Regions from separate parts of the Homo sapiens genome. Here region 1 is linked to region 2. Evidence: chromatin loops called from intact Hi-C (ENCODE). Cell type or tissue: endothelial cell of umbilical vein. All regions are shown on one strand. Each heading gives the region's core, and the rest is flanking DNA. Links, peaks and the distances in the headings are about the cores only. Region 1 has its middle 47 kb from the start of LINC01753. Region 2 has its middle 59 kb from the start of MIR4422.

Region 1 (10,826 bases), core at 1-2,500, 610 kb after region 2:
TGGTTTTGAGCAATTTTCTTCAGTTAAATTCTATTTTTATTGCTCTGGGATTCAAGAGTGTGGTTGGTATAGTTTTGATTTTTTTTGAATTTGCTGAAGATTGTTTCATGTATCATTGTGTGGTTGATTTTAGAGTATGTGCCATGTGGTGTTGAGAAGAGTGCATTCTGTTGTTTTGGGATAGAGAGTTCTGTAGATGTCTATTAGGTACATTTGGTCAAGTGTTGAGTTCAGGTCCTAAATATCTTTGTTAATTTTCTGCCTTGATGATTTCTCTAATACTTTTCAGTGGGGTGTTGAAATCTCCCACTCTCATTGTGTAGGATTCTAAGTCTCTTCATAGGTCTCTAAGAATTTGCTTTATGGGTCTGGGTGCTCCTGTGTTGGATGTATATATTTAGGATAGTTAGGCCTTCTTATTGAATTGAACCCTTTACCATCATGTAATGCCCTTCTCTGTCTTTTTTTTTATCTTTGTTGGTTTAAAGTATGTTTTGTCTGATTGCAACCCCTGCATTTTCTGATTTCCTTTTGATTGGTAGATTTTTCTCCATTCCTTTATTTCCATTTATTCCCATTGCATGTAATGACACCCATAGGTTCAATAAAGGCTCTTGAAGACAGCATACCATTGGGTCTTGCTTCTTTATCCAGATTTTCATATATGCCTTTAATTGGGGCATTTAGCCCATTTACATTCAAGGTTAGTGTTAATATGTGTGGATCTGATCCTGTCATCTTGTTGTTAGTTGTTATGCAAACTTGCTTGTGTGGTTGCTTTACAGTGTCACTGATCTGTGTACTTAAGTGTGTTTTTGTATTGGTTGGCAATGGTCTTTCTTTTCCATATTGCAGGAGCTCTTGTAAGGCAGGTCTTGTGGTAACAAAATCTCTCAGCATTTGCTTGTCTGAAAAGGATCTTATTTCTCTTTCATTTATGAGGCTTAGTTTGGCTGGATATTAAATTCTTGGTTGGAAATTTTTTTCTTGAAGAATATTGAGACTATGCCCTCAATCTCTTCTTAAGCACAGTGGTCAGTAGGTAGGCTATGTGACTCAGCAAGAGCCTACATAGGGAACATTATGCTTAAACGCCACCTACTGGATAATGCTCCAAAAAGTCGACATTAAAAATACTTTGTTGGCCAGGTTCATTAGTTCATGCCTGTAATCCAAGCACTTTGGGAGACCAAGGCATGTGGATCACTGGCACTCAGGAGTTTGAGACCAGATATATAGATATATAGATATGGAAACCCATCTCTACAAAAAAATACAAAATTTAACTGGGTGTGTTGATAGTTGGCCTGTAGTCCCAGCTACTCAAGAGGCTGAGGTGGGAGAATGGCTTTAGCCCAGGAGTTCAAGGCTGCAGTGAGCCATGATCATGCCATCATGCCACTGCACTCCAGCTTGGGTGATGGAGTTGCCCCTCCAGCCCCCACTCCCCCAAAAAATGCTTTGATAACATACCCTCCATGAAACCAAATGCTAAAAAAAAAAAAACCAGCAAAATCAGCTACAAATAAAGACCCTGCACAAAGCCTCAGCCCTCTGGAAATATCCAGAAAAGAATTCTACTGAGTATTGTCACTTAGACGCCATTACTAAGGGTCCTGCTGACTTAGTTTACTGGATTGAGAAAAGTCACTTTTGAAAATCAACTGCATCTCAACAGCAGAGTCCATTAACACCTGGACTTGAGTCACCACAACTACCACAGCCAGATATTTTCCTATAATAATATTCCTACATGTTTAATGCAAACATAACAAGAAAAAAAACTTTCATAGTTATCTTTTATTGTTTAGCCCTGAGTTTTATTGAGAAGAAGGGATTCTTCTAGGGTCAACTCAACAAGACAGAAACTCATCACACTTGCATTTGTTTAATATAGCTTCTCATTTACCTTCAAGTTCCCTAAAGTCCATATCTATTTTGTTTACCTCTTTATCATCCTGCCTAGCAAACAAGCATAGTGTTTGGCAGTGTTTAATCATTAATTAATTCACTTATAATTCCATAAATAATGGATGAGTAAGTGATAGTTGCATAGATATATTTCATCAAACAAATTTAATTATTAGTCATCCATTGACAACTGTATCTTTTCTCTTTGTCAGACACAAATAGATTTTATCTCTTTAGTCCTTTAAGAGGAAGAAATCCAAAAGGATATACAACCTTTTAGTCAAAACCAAAAGAGAAAAATATATCATATGTGAGCAATTGGGAATCCTGCCTACCTCAAAACTTTGCTTGCCTTTAGTAAGACAGACCCGTATCTACTTCCTTTGCCCCATCTACCTGCCTCCTATATCACACATCTCTATCTAGTTCACAACAACACCTAATGCTAGCCTTAACATAGCAGCAGAAACAAAGAATGACCTTTTCCAAACTTCTTAGGTTGGACACAGCCCATATAGAGTCTTTTGTGAATTGGTCTCAGCCTCTAGAGGCACTGAGTCATTGTTTCCTTTTTGGGCAACTTCTAAATCATGAGCCTTGTATTTTTGGAAAACTTATCTTCTCATTCGATCCCCCCAGTGGTCCTATGAGGTAAGAGATCAGATGTTATGCATGGAAAGATCAGTGAACCAGGAAATCAGAAGACAAGGATTTTCATTTTTTTCTACTATTTATTAGTTGTGTGATTTTAGGCAACTCTCATGGCATTTATTAAAAATGGGTTTATTATATTCAACACTCAACTAATATTTAATGAATGTACTTAATGAGCATGGTTTTAGACACTGGCAGTATGGTTGGATATAAGGCAGGTAAAGTCTCTTTTTTTCACAAAGCTTTCCTTCTAGTGGCATATAGATGAATGAAAAGGCAAAGAGTAGTTAAGTAAATTTTGGTTATTAATAAATTTCTATTGAGAAACAAATTTTCAAGTGATGTAGTAAAAACAGTGACCAAGGAAGCTGTTTGATTGGGAGGTGAGAGAAAGCCCCATTACTGAAGAGGTAGAATGCTTCCATATCTGAAACACAAGCAGGAGTCAACCATGTGAAGATGCAGGTAAAGAGATTTCCAGCGGAGGGAACAGATATTTGGAGCAGGTCACAAAGTTCTAAGATGGCACAAGCTTGACTTTCCCTGAAAAGCTCTTATCATTGGTGGTTTCCATTTTACAGATCTTCCTAAAGCCTAGAACAGTGAAGCAACTTGCTCAAGGATAAATGCTGAGTGATTGGAAGAGCATGGGTTCACACACATAACTTCTGATTTTTAAAAAAGATATTCTTCACCACTTAAATTCTAGGTACCTCAATTCAGGCCCTCATGACCCCACCCTGGATTATTTCAGTTGATTTGTAATGAGTCACTCCATATCCATGTCCACCTTCTTCCCCTTCCTCAATCCAGTCCCACTTCATCTTCCATATAGCAGATGGTCAAAGTTATGTTTCTGATACACAAGCCTAATCATGCCCCTTTTTTGCTTTATACACCTCCTGTAACTGTCAGCAGACAAAAATATGAAGTCCAAGCTCTCCAATCCATTATTCAATCAATTCCTAACATTTTCAAGCCTTATTCCTTATCACCATTTTACCTCACATCCTCCCTTAGCCTCAGTAAATGAAATGCCATACCATGTTATGCCTCAATTTCTCTAAACATACTGTTCTTTGTTGCTAAACTCCAATCATCTTGCAATTGCTCACTCAAAGTTACTGTGTAAAATGCATTACTCTCTTATCTATATCAGTATGACACTTTTGCTCAATTATAGTAGTTTCCATATCTATTTCGGTGGTATATTTACTTACCTGGCTAGACTGTGAGATACTAAAGGGCAAAAAACACATTGTATACATATATTTTTGTATTACGAATGCTCAGCTTGGTAGCTGACATCTAGTAGATGCTTGAAATTACTTGTGGATCAAAGGTATAAAAAAAAGAATGAATGAAATTAAAATGATGGTCAAAATTTGTCGAGGTTTTTTTTTCATTAATTCAAAGATAACTTTATTTTTTAAACATTGTACTTTTTATTATTACAATTTCAAAAATAGAGTCAATCGAAAAAATCACATAAATGCCTATGTATTAATTATCTTATTTTCTGGATTCTAGAAAATTCTTTCATTTTCATTTCATTATTGCATCAGCATTTTCTTATTCACGAAAAAATAAAAATATACAGTTGAAGTCCTGTTATCCCTCTTTATTTCTGAATTTTGTATTATTCCCATGCTTTCATACAAATACTATATAAGGATACATTCATAAAAACGTATAGCCTTTTTTGTATGCTTTCAAATTTTACATAAATGGTATTGTACTGCACATATTTGGTCAATCGCTTTTATCCTTTAACATTGTTTTTAAAATTTGTCCTGTTAAAATATGTAACTTTAGGCAACGATTTTTAACTACAGAATACCATTTAATTAGAAGAATACGCCATAATTTATTTTCCATTTCCTTTTTAATGGGCATTTAGGTTGCTTCCTATTTTACTTTTTAAACAATAATGCAATAAACTTTCTTGTACATGATTTCTTGTTCATGTGTGCACGTTGCTGAGTCAAAGAACATGTTCATCTTCAACTCGATATGACCAAGTAATACTCTTAAATAAATAGACCAACTGACATTACAATCAGAAGTATGTGAACATTTGATTGCTCATATGTTCGTTTATATTTAGACTTATTAAATTTTTAAAAACTCAACTAAATTTTTAAAAATCAATTTTTACTTGAAGTAAAATTTATAACAAAATGAACTTATTTCAGGGAAACAATTTGGTGAGTTTTGACAAATGTATCCACTTCTATGAACAACACCATCACAATCCAAATTTGGAGCAATTTTATCGCCCCCACCCCTGCAAATTTTCTATGAACTTTTCACATCAATGCTCCCTCTCAGTCCTCGCTCCAGGAAACCATTCATTTGATTTCTGTCACTATATGTTAGTTTTGACTTCTCTAGAATTTCATTTGAATGAAATCATACAGCTTGCACCCATGATGTCTAACTTCTTTCACTTAGCACAATGTAGTTTCTTTTATTGAATTATTTTTGTCTGGTTTCTCCATAAGGGTAATATTAGCCCCATACAATGAACTGAGAAGTGTTTAATTCTTCTTTATTTTCTGAAAAATTTTATATGGGATCAGTATTATTTTTTTCCTTGAATATTTGATAGAGTTTATCAGAGAAGCCATTTGGGCATCAAGATTCTTTGTGGATAGATTATTAACTATAAATGTATATTATTTAATAGATTTCAAGATATCCAGATTTTCTATTCATTCTTAGTCCATTTTGGTAATTTGTGTTTTTCAAGGAATTTGGCCATTTCATCAAAGTTGTTTAATTTATTAGATTGTTTCTAATATTCCCTTTTTGTCCTTTTTCATGTCTGTAGGATCTATAGTGTTGTCCCCTTTTTCATGCCTAATATTGACTATTTGTGTCTTCCTTCTTTTTTTCTTGATCACTGTAGCTAGAGGCTTATCAATTTTATTGACCATCTAAAACAAACAGCTTTAGGTTTTATTAATTTTATCTATTCTTTATTTTCCATTCTATTGATTTCTACTTTTTTTTCTTTCTACTTACTCAGGATTTATTTGCTTTTTGTTTTAGCTTCATAAGATGGAAACTCAGATGATTAATTTTAGATTTTTGGTGATGTAGTATTTAAATTAAAAGTTTCACTCTAAGCACGTTAGGGGACAATTCTCCCAAGATCTCTAACATCTCTGTATTTCTTGCAAATGGCATTGATGGCTTTTTTTTTTTTGAAACTGTCTTTTCAAGTATGTTTATCTAATAGTCTTACAAGATAGAGGAAGCATCTTCCTCCAAAGCAAAGGGTGGCTTTGTTTACAGCCTTAAAAGTTAGGGATAATGTCTGCTTCTGAAGCAAAGGACAGATGTGCTTGCTGATCATTATAAAAGATGCAAGTTCTCTAGGCCAGGGCTTCTCTTTTGTACTTCACCCCACTATGTGTAAGTGTGTCACTAAATTCTTACTTGTATCACATTATGAGGATTGGTAGTCAGGGAACTGGAACAAGAAAAATGTTGATATTCTGTTTACTACTGTTTCTGTCCTTGATCTCTTACCCAAGAATCATGAGGCTTCTGTCAGTATCTACAAACCATAGCTGACTCACTTACTAGCTTTCGTAACAGGGTTAAATCTTAGACCTGTCACAGGGCTTTAGCTGGATCTCATAAAACTGATGCTTTTTAAAAGTTTATATGCAGTTCAAAGTATTTCTTAATTTCACTTTTGATTTTTTTTGTTCATGGGCTATTTTTAAATTGTATTATTTGATTTCCAAATATTTGGGGATTTATAAAGCCATCTTATGTTATTGGTGTCTAATTTAGTTCTTGAACCCAGAGAAAATATTCTGTATGATTTTAATCCTTTAAAATTTTTTTAAGAATTGTTAAACAGGCTGGCATATATTCTATCTTGGTGAATTTCTATGCACACCTGGAAAGAATGTATATTATGTTGTTGTTGGGTGCAGTATTCTATAAATGTAAATGAAGACAAATTCATTGAAAATGTTTTTCAAACCTTCTATATCCTTACTAGTTTTCTATTTATTGTTTTATCAATTGCGTCAAGAGAAGTTTTGAAGTTTTTGCTTATGTATTTCAAAGTTTTAAAATAAGGTGCATACACATTTAGGCGTTATGAATTATTAATGAATTAACCGCTTTATTGTTATGAAATTTCTCTATCCTCGGTAATATTTCTTGTTCTGAAGTCTTTGTTACTAATATAGGCACTGCAGCTTTCTTATGCTTAGTATTTTTATGGTATATCCTTTTCTGTCTTTTTACTTCCAATCTATCTCTGTGTTTGTAATTTTTTCTTTTTAGAGACAGGGTCTTTCTCTGTTGCCCAGGCTGGACAGGCTTACTGCTGGATCACTTTACAGATTTTGGACTGTTTAGCTTCCATAATTCAAATGAGCCAATGTCTTAAAATAAATCACTTTACACACACACACACACGCACGCACACACACACACACACACACACACCCTATTGGTTCTATTTCTCCAGAGAACCCTAATACATATTTTATCTCCATCATTGGAATATTAGCCATCCAGCTTCATCTTATTTATTTTTGTGGTTGCTATAAGGTTTTCAAAATGAGTCTTCATCTCATCATTAGCCTAACTTTATATAATACTATACCACTCCACAATTAATGTACGCTCCTTAAAACTGCATACTTCTCTTATGTTGCTCCTGTGCTTTTCCATCGTTGTCATATACTTTATTTATATATACTTTATGAATTCCAAAATACATTATGTGTTCTCTAAATTTTCATAAGAAAATATTTTCTATATAAAAATATATTTACCATCTCTGTTGCCTTTTCTTTATTTTTGCAGATCCAAGTTTCCATCTGATATTATTTTCCCTGTACCTGAACAACTTTCTTTAACATTTCTTGTCATTGAAGTATGCTGGAAACACATTCTTTCAGCTTTTGCTTACCTGAAAAAAAATTTTTACCTTCACTTTTGATAGACATTTCTACTAGTTACAGAATTCTGTGTTGATAGATTTTTTTTCTTTCAGTCCTACCATGGTATACTATGCAGCCATAGAAAAGGATGAGTTCATGTCTTTTGCAGGGACATGGATGAAGCTGGAAACCATAATTCTCAGCAAACTAACACAAGAACAGAAAACCAAACACCACATGTTTTCACTCATAAGTGAGAGCTGAACAATGAGCACACATGGACATAGGGAGGGGAACATCACACAGTGGGGCCTGTTGGAGGCTGGAGGGCTAGGGGAGGGATAGTATTAGGTGGAATACCTAATGTGGATCACGGGTTGGTGGGTGCAGCAAACCACCATGACACATGTATACCTATGTAACAAAACTGCACATTCTGCACATGTACCCCAGAACTTAAAGTATAATAAAAAATTATTATTATTCTTTAATTATACTATTTTATTGTGTTCTAGTTTGCATAGCTTCTTACAGTAAGTCACTCATTTTTAGCAATTTGATGATAGTATGCCTTTGTGTATGTGTACATGCATGTTTATTCTTATCCTTTTGAAATTCTTTAATTTTCTTGAGTTTCTAGTTTTCATCCAATTTGCAAAAATTATGGTAATTATTTTTTAAATTTCGTTTTCTGTCTTGAGGTCCTTTCATTCATTTTGAGTTCCCAACTGCAACTTATTTGGACCACTTGATATTTCTCCACACGTTACCGAGGCTGTGTTTATTTTTTGAATCTTGAATCTTTCTCTCTGTGCTTTAGTCTTGATAGTTCTTACGTCTTCAAATTCACTGCTTTTTAAAAATCTGTTATGTTCTGTCTGCTATGAAGTCCATCCAATCAGATTTTAATTTTAGGTACGGCATTTTTATCCCCAGAAGTTCCATTTGGATTTTTATTTTATATCTCCAATTTTTCTCTTCATTGTGTTTATGTTTTTCTTTAAAACCTCTGCTACATGCACATACACACATGTGTATACACACAGACATGTGTATATAAACATACACACACTTATGTATAACTCTTTTTTTTTTTTGAGACAAAGTCTCACTCTGTTGTCCAGGCTGGAGTGTGGCGGCACAATCACGGCTCACTGCAACCTCTGTCTCCTGGATTCAAGTGACCCTTCCACCTTAGCCTCCCAAGTAGCTTAGACTACAAGCATGTGCCACCAAACCTGGTGAATTTTTGTATTTTTTGTAGACACAGGTATAATAATTTCTTTAAATTCATTCTCTGCTAATTCTAGCATATCTATCATTTCTGAGTATGTTTCTATTGGATTTTTTCCCTCTATCAATTATGGGTTGTATCTTCCTGCATTTGGTCCTCTGTATTAATTTTTTTTTTATTTTTTTGTGACAGGATTTTGCCGTGTTGCCCAGGGTAGAGTGCAGTGGCGTGATCATAGCTCAGTGCAATCTTGAATTCCTGTGCTGAAGTCTAGCAATTTTTGATAGGCTGATGGTTGTTATGATTATCACATTGTTGAGTGTGGGTTTGTTTTTTTCCTTTAAAGAATTTTCAGGCTGGGTGCGGTGGCTCATGCCTGTAATCCCAGCACTTTGGGAGGCCAAGGTGGGTGCATCACCTGAGGTCAAGAGTTTGAGATCAGCCTGGCCAACATGGTGAAAACCTGTCTCTACTAAAAAAATACAAAAATTAGCCAGGCCTGGGGGTGGGTGCCTGTAATACCAGCTACTCGGGAGGCTGAGGCAGGAGAAACATGAGAATCACTTTTACCTGGAAGGCGCAGGCTGCAGTGAGCAGAGATCATGTGCTGTTGCACTTCAGCCTGGGTGACAAAAGTGAAACTCCATCTAAAAAAAAAAAGAAGAATTTTCTGATTTATCTGCAATAAAGGTTACTTTCAGATTAGCAATATTTTCTGATTTATTCTGCGATAAATGTTACTTTCAGATTAGCATTATTATTTGAGGTTTTATTTTTTAAAGTTTCAAGGTATTCTTTTACCCTGGGTATAATTTAGTCCTTAGACTAAGGCATAACTCTTTCTGGGTCTCAAGCAAATGATCCAGGTATGACATTATGACTTTTCATTCTGTTTGGTGCTTGGAATCCCCCAGCTCTATATGAGCTTTGAGAATTTCTCAGCTTGCACATTCACAATTGTCCTTTGCCTTTTTTTTTTTTTTTTTTTTTTTTGATGGAGTCTCACTCTGTCGCCAGGCTGGAGTGCAGTGGTGCAGTCTTGGCTCACTGCAACATCCGCCTCCCGGGTTCAAGTGATTCTCCTGCCTCAGCCTCCCAAGTATCTGGGACTACAGGTGCGTGCCACCACGCCCAGCTAATTTTTTTATTTTTTTTTTTTTTAGCAGAGACGGGTTTTCACCATGTTGGCCAGGATGGTCTTGATCTCTTGACCTCATGATCTGCCCACCTTGGCCTCCCAAAGTGCTGGGATTACAGGTGTTAGTCACCACACCCGGCCCCTTTGCCCTTATTCATATAATTTCACTCTACACATCAGTAAATTTATACTGAGCAATACAGTAAAAGGCATCTCTGTGTAATTTTCTGGAGCTTTTCCTCTACATAGCTCTCATCCCTCTGGAACGTTTCTTTGCCTTTAAGAGCTCTCTACTAAAACAGTTGGTTTGCAGTTGCTAAACATAAAACATTTTAAATAATTTCATTTGACTATCTTTCTAGTTTTTCATAGTGATAAAGTCTGTTCTTAGCTACTCTATCATAACCAGAAACAGATATTCAGAAATGACAAGCTTTTTAATATTTGATAATCTGGATATAAAATACTATATAAATGTGGCTTTAATTTACATATCTCTGATTATTAATACAATTAAACATCTTTTTCTAAGTTTCTTGGCCATTTTTGCTTCTACTTATATCTTTGGACAATTTTTAAGAGTTTCTTTTTCATGTCAATTTATATGGATATTTTGAATATTCTTGTACTAATTTTTTGCTAATTATATTATTGCATATATCTACTCCAAATATCTTGTTACTCTTCTCACTTTACATTGTATTTTGTTTAATAATTTTTTAAAATTTTAAATGTGGATAACTATGTAAATTTTCATGGTTCATAGGTTTTTTTTGTATTTTTTAATAACTCTTTGCTATGGTTTCTTCAAAAGTTTTAGAGTTTTACTTTTCATATTTATGACTTTAATTCACTTCCAATAAATTTTTGCATATGGTATGAGGTAGGAAACTTATTTTTTTTATCTGAAAGTATATACAATTGCATTTATACTATTTATTGGGATAATCATTTTTTACTTTATTGGTCTACA
Region 2 (2,500 bases), core at 1-2,500:
AGATGACTCTGGGGTTGGCAGTGAGTTGCAAGGGAACAGTAGCCATGGACTTCACATCTCTGGCTCATCAGTTGGCCCCTAACGCTTGCCGTGTGCTTATTTTGTATCAGATACCACGTTAAGTGCCTTACGTGAGTCACCTCATTTAACTCTCTTAGTAGCCCTATAAGGCAGGAACTATTATTATTCTAATTTTACAAATGAGGAATCTGTCACGGAGAGGTTAAGTAATTTGCCTTATGTCCCATAGTTGTTAGTTGTGGCCAATGTCTTTTCCAGCTCTTATAGTCTACCTAGATTGGAAGCTCTCTTTGAGGAGGAGCCTTATCATATTTATTTTTGAGTCCCCAAGGCCTAGAAGGCTTTCAGACTGTGTTTACTGCTTTGCTGAAGTCAGTGGTTTTAACTGTAAATCAAAGGTCCAAAACATAGAATCACTTGGTGAGCTTAGAAAGTGGCTCACGCAGACCAGGTGCAGTGGCTCATGCCTGTATTCCCAGCACTTTGGGAGGCCGAGGCAGTTGGATCACCTGAGGTCAGGAGTTCAAGACCAGCCTGGCCAACATGGTGAAACCCCATCTCTACTAAAAATACAAAATTAGCTGGGCGTGGTGGCAGGTGCCTGTAATCCCAGCTACTTGGGAGGTTGAGGCAGGAGAATCACTTGAACCTGGGAGGTGGAGGTTACAGTGAGCTGAGACCATGCCATTGCATGCCAACCTGGGTAACAAGAGTGAAACTCCATCTCAAAAAAAAAAAAAAAATGCAGTTCGCACGCCTGGGCTAGTCTCAGATCAGTTGTATCCCACGCTTTGTGTGTCTAATGGAGAACCATGGAGCTAAATATTCTGATTATTATTATTATTTTTTGAGACAGAACTTTGCTTTGTTGCCCAGGCTGGAGTGCAGTGGTGCAATCATAGCTCACTGCAGCCTCAAACTCTTGTGCTCAAGAGATCCTCCCACCTCAACCTCCCAAGTAGCTGGGACTACAGGCATGCACCATCATTTCCAGCTAATTTTTTGTTTTTAATTTTTAGAGACGGAGTCTTGCTATGTTGCCCAGGCTGGTCTCAAGCTCCTGGCCTCAAATGATCCTCCAACCTTGGCCTCCCAAAGGAGTGTTACAAGCGTGAACACCTGGACAATATTCTGATCCTTTACCAACTGCTAGCCCTTCTCCCCTCTTTCTGCTTCTTGGCACTGGGGGGTGCTGTTGGATAGTTTAAAAAGTAGTATTTCTTCCACTCCTGGTTTTTTTTTTTTTTTTTTTTTAAATTTGTCTTGTGTATTTCGTCTCAAAAACTTGGTGGAGAGTTGATGAAATGGACAACAGCCTGAACTAGCCTTCCTGTGGCTCTCTTCAGAATGTTAACCATTGGCGTTTAGGCAGGCAGATATAGAAAGTTTCTGGTGACTCTGCAGTTTAATTCCTTTTTCAGCCTTCCTCCAGGAGCAGTTTATCTTTGTTCAGGAGGACGATGTTTATAAGGAATTATGTGAGGTGTGGCAGGCTAAATAATGAACCTCCAAAGATGTTCATGTCCTAACCCCCACAAACCTGTGAATCTGTCACCTCACTTTGCAGGAGGGACCTTGCAGATGTGATTAAGGTAAGGATCTTGAGATAGGAAGATTATCCTGGTGGACCCTATGTAATCACAAGGGTGCTTAAATACTGGAAGGGGAAGGCAGAAGGTTAGGGTAAGAGAAGGAGAGTTGAGAATAAACGGAAGAGTCAGAGTCAGAGAGTTGTGAAAATGCCCCACTGCTGGCTTTGAAGATGGAAGAAGGGGCTGCCAGTCATGGAATTAAGGCAGCCTGTAGAGCTGGAAGTGGGTTTTCCTCTAGAACTTCCAAAAGGAAGGAGGCTCTGCTGATGCCTCAATTTTAGCCCAGTGAAACCCATTTTGGACTTCTGACCTACAGAATAGTAATATAGTAAATTCGCATTGTTTTAAGAGACTATGTGGTAATTTTAATTTTCATCTTTACAAAGATCCCCAAAATTACAAGAATAAAATTGTTACCCTCGATTTAACAAATGAGGAAAGAAAGACCTAGATTTTGAGTTACTTTCTCGGTGGCACTGAAAACTCAAGGCAGGGTGGTGACAAGGCCCCAGGTTTCCTGATTTCTGCTTTGTTCTCTTCACTAGGGCATAGAGGGCAACATGTCATAACAGGCAGAACTCCTTGGAAGTTGTCTAGCTCAGGGATGGTAAACAGGTTTTATTTGCTTCATGTGCCAACTCTGGACTATTGGTGGCACTGTACTGTGTCCTGCTTACCGGAAAAGGGTGCTGTGATTGATTAGCAATGTCTGCATGGGCTTTGGATGGGTAAGTCTCCCATGGCAACATGTGTGTCATGCATTTGCTGTACCTCAACTAATCCAACCCTCTCATTTAACCAACTAAGAATGGAATCCCAGAGAGGGGAATTGACTTATTCAAAATTATACAATGAACTAGAGACAGAGCTGGGATAATGGTTTTTCT

Evidence for each region. A loop is a pair of places that touch in the nucleus more often than their neighbours do. Peaks named below come from ENCODE experiments on the same cell type or tissue, not always from the same donor. Only the 100,000 strongest peaks of a DNase experiment are listed, where the experiment ranks them.
Region 1: a loop joins it to region 2, with 4 times the contacts of the local background. A loop is called at or near these places in 10 of 110 quality-filtered maps.

What each region holds. Positions count from the first base shown.
Region 1 is chr1:55,892,268-55,903,093 of GRCh38, forward strand. No RefSeq gene overlaps it. Among named protein-coding and RNA genes, the nearest start is that of LINC01753, 47 kb to the right of the region's middle. In endothelial cell of umbilical vein, for the core only: a CTCF peak has its summit at 1,122 (motif pointing left); a DNase peak (open chromatin) is centred at 1,104.
Region 2 is chr1:55,283,760-55,286,259 of GRCh38, forward strand. No RefSeq gene overlaps it. Among named protein-coding and RNA genes, the nearest start is that of MIR4422, 59 kb to the left of the region's middle. In endothelial cell of umbilical vein, for the core only: a CTCF peak has its summit at 1,192 (motif pointing right); a DNase peak (open chromatin) is centred at 1,272.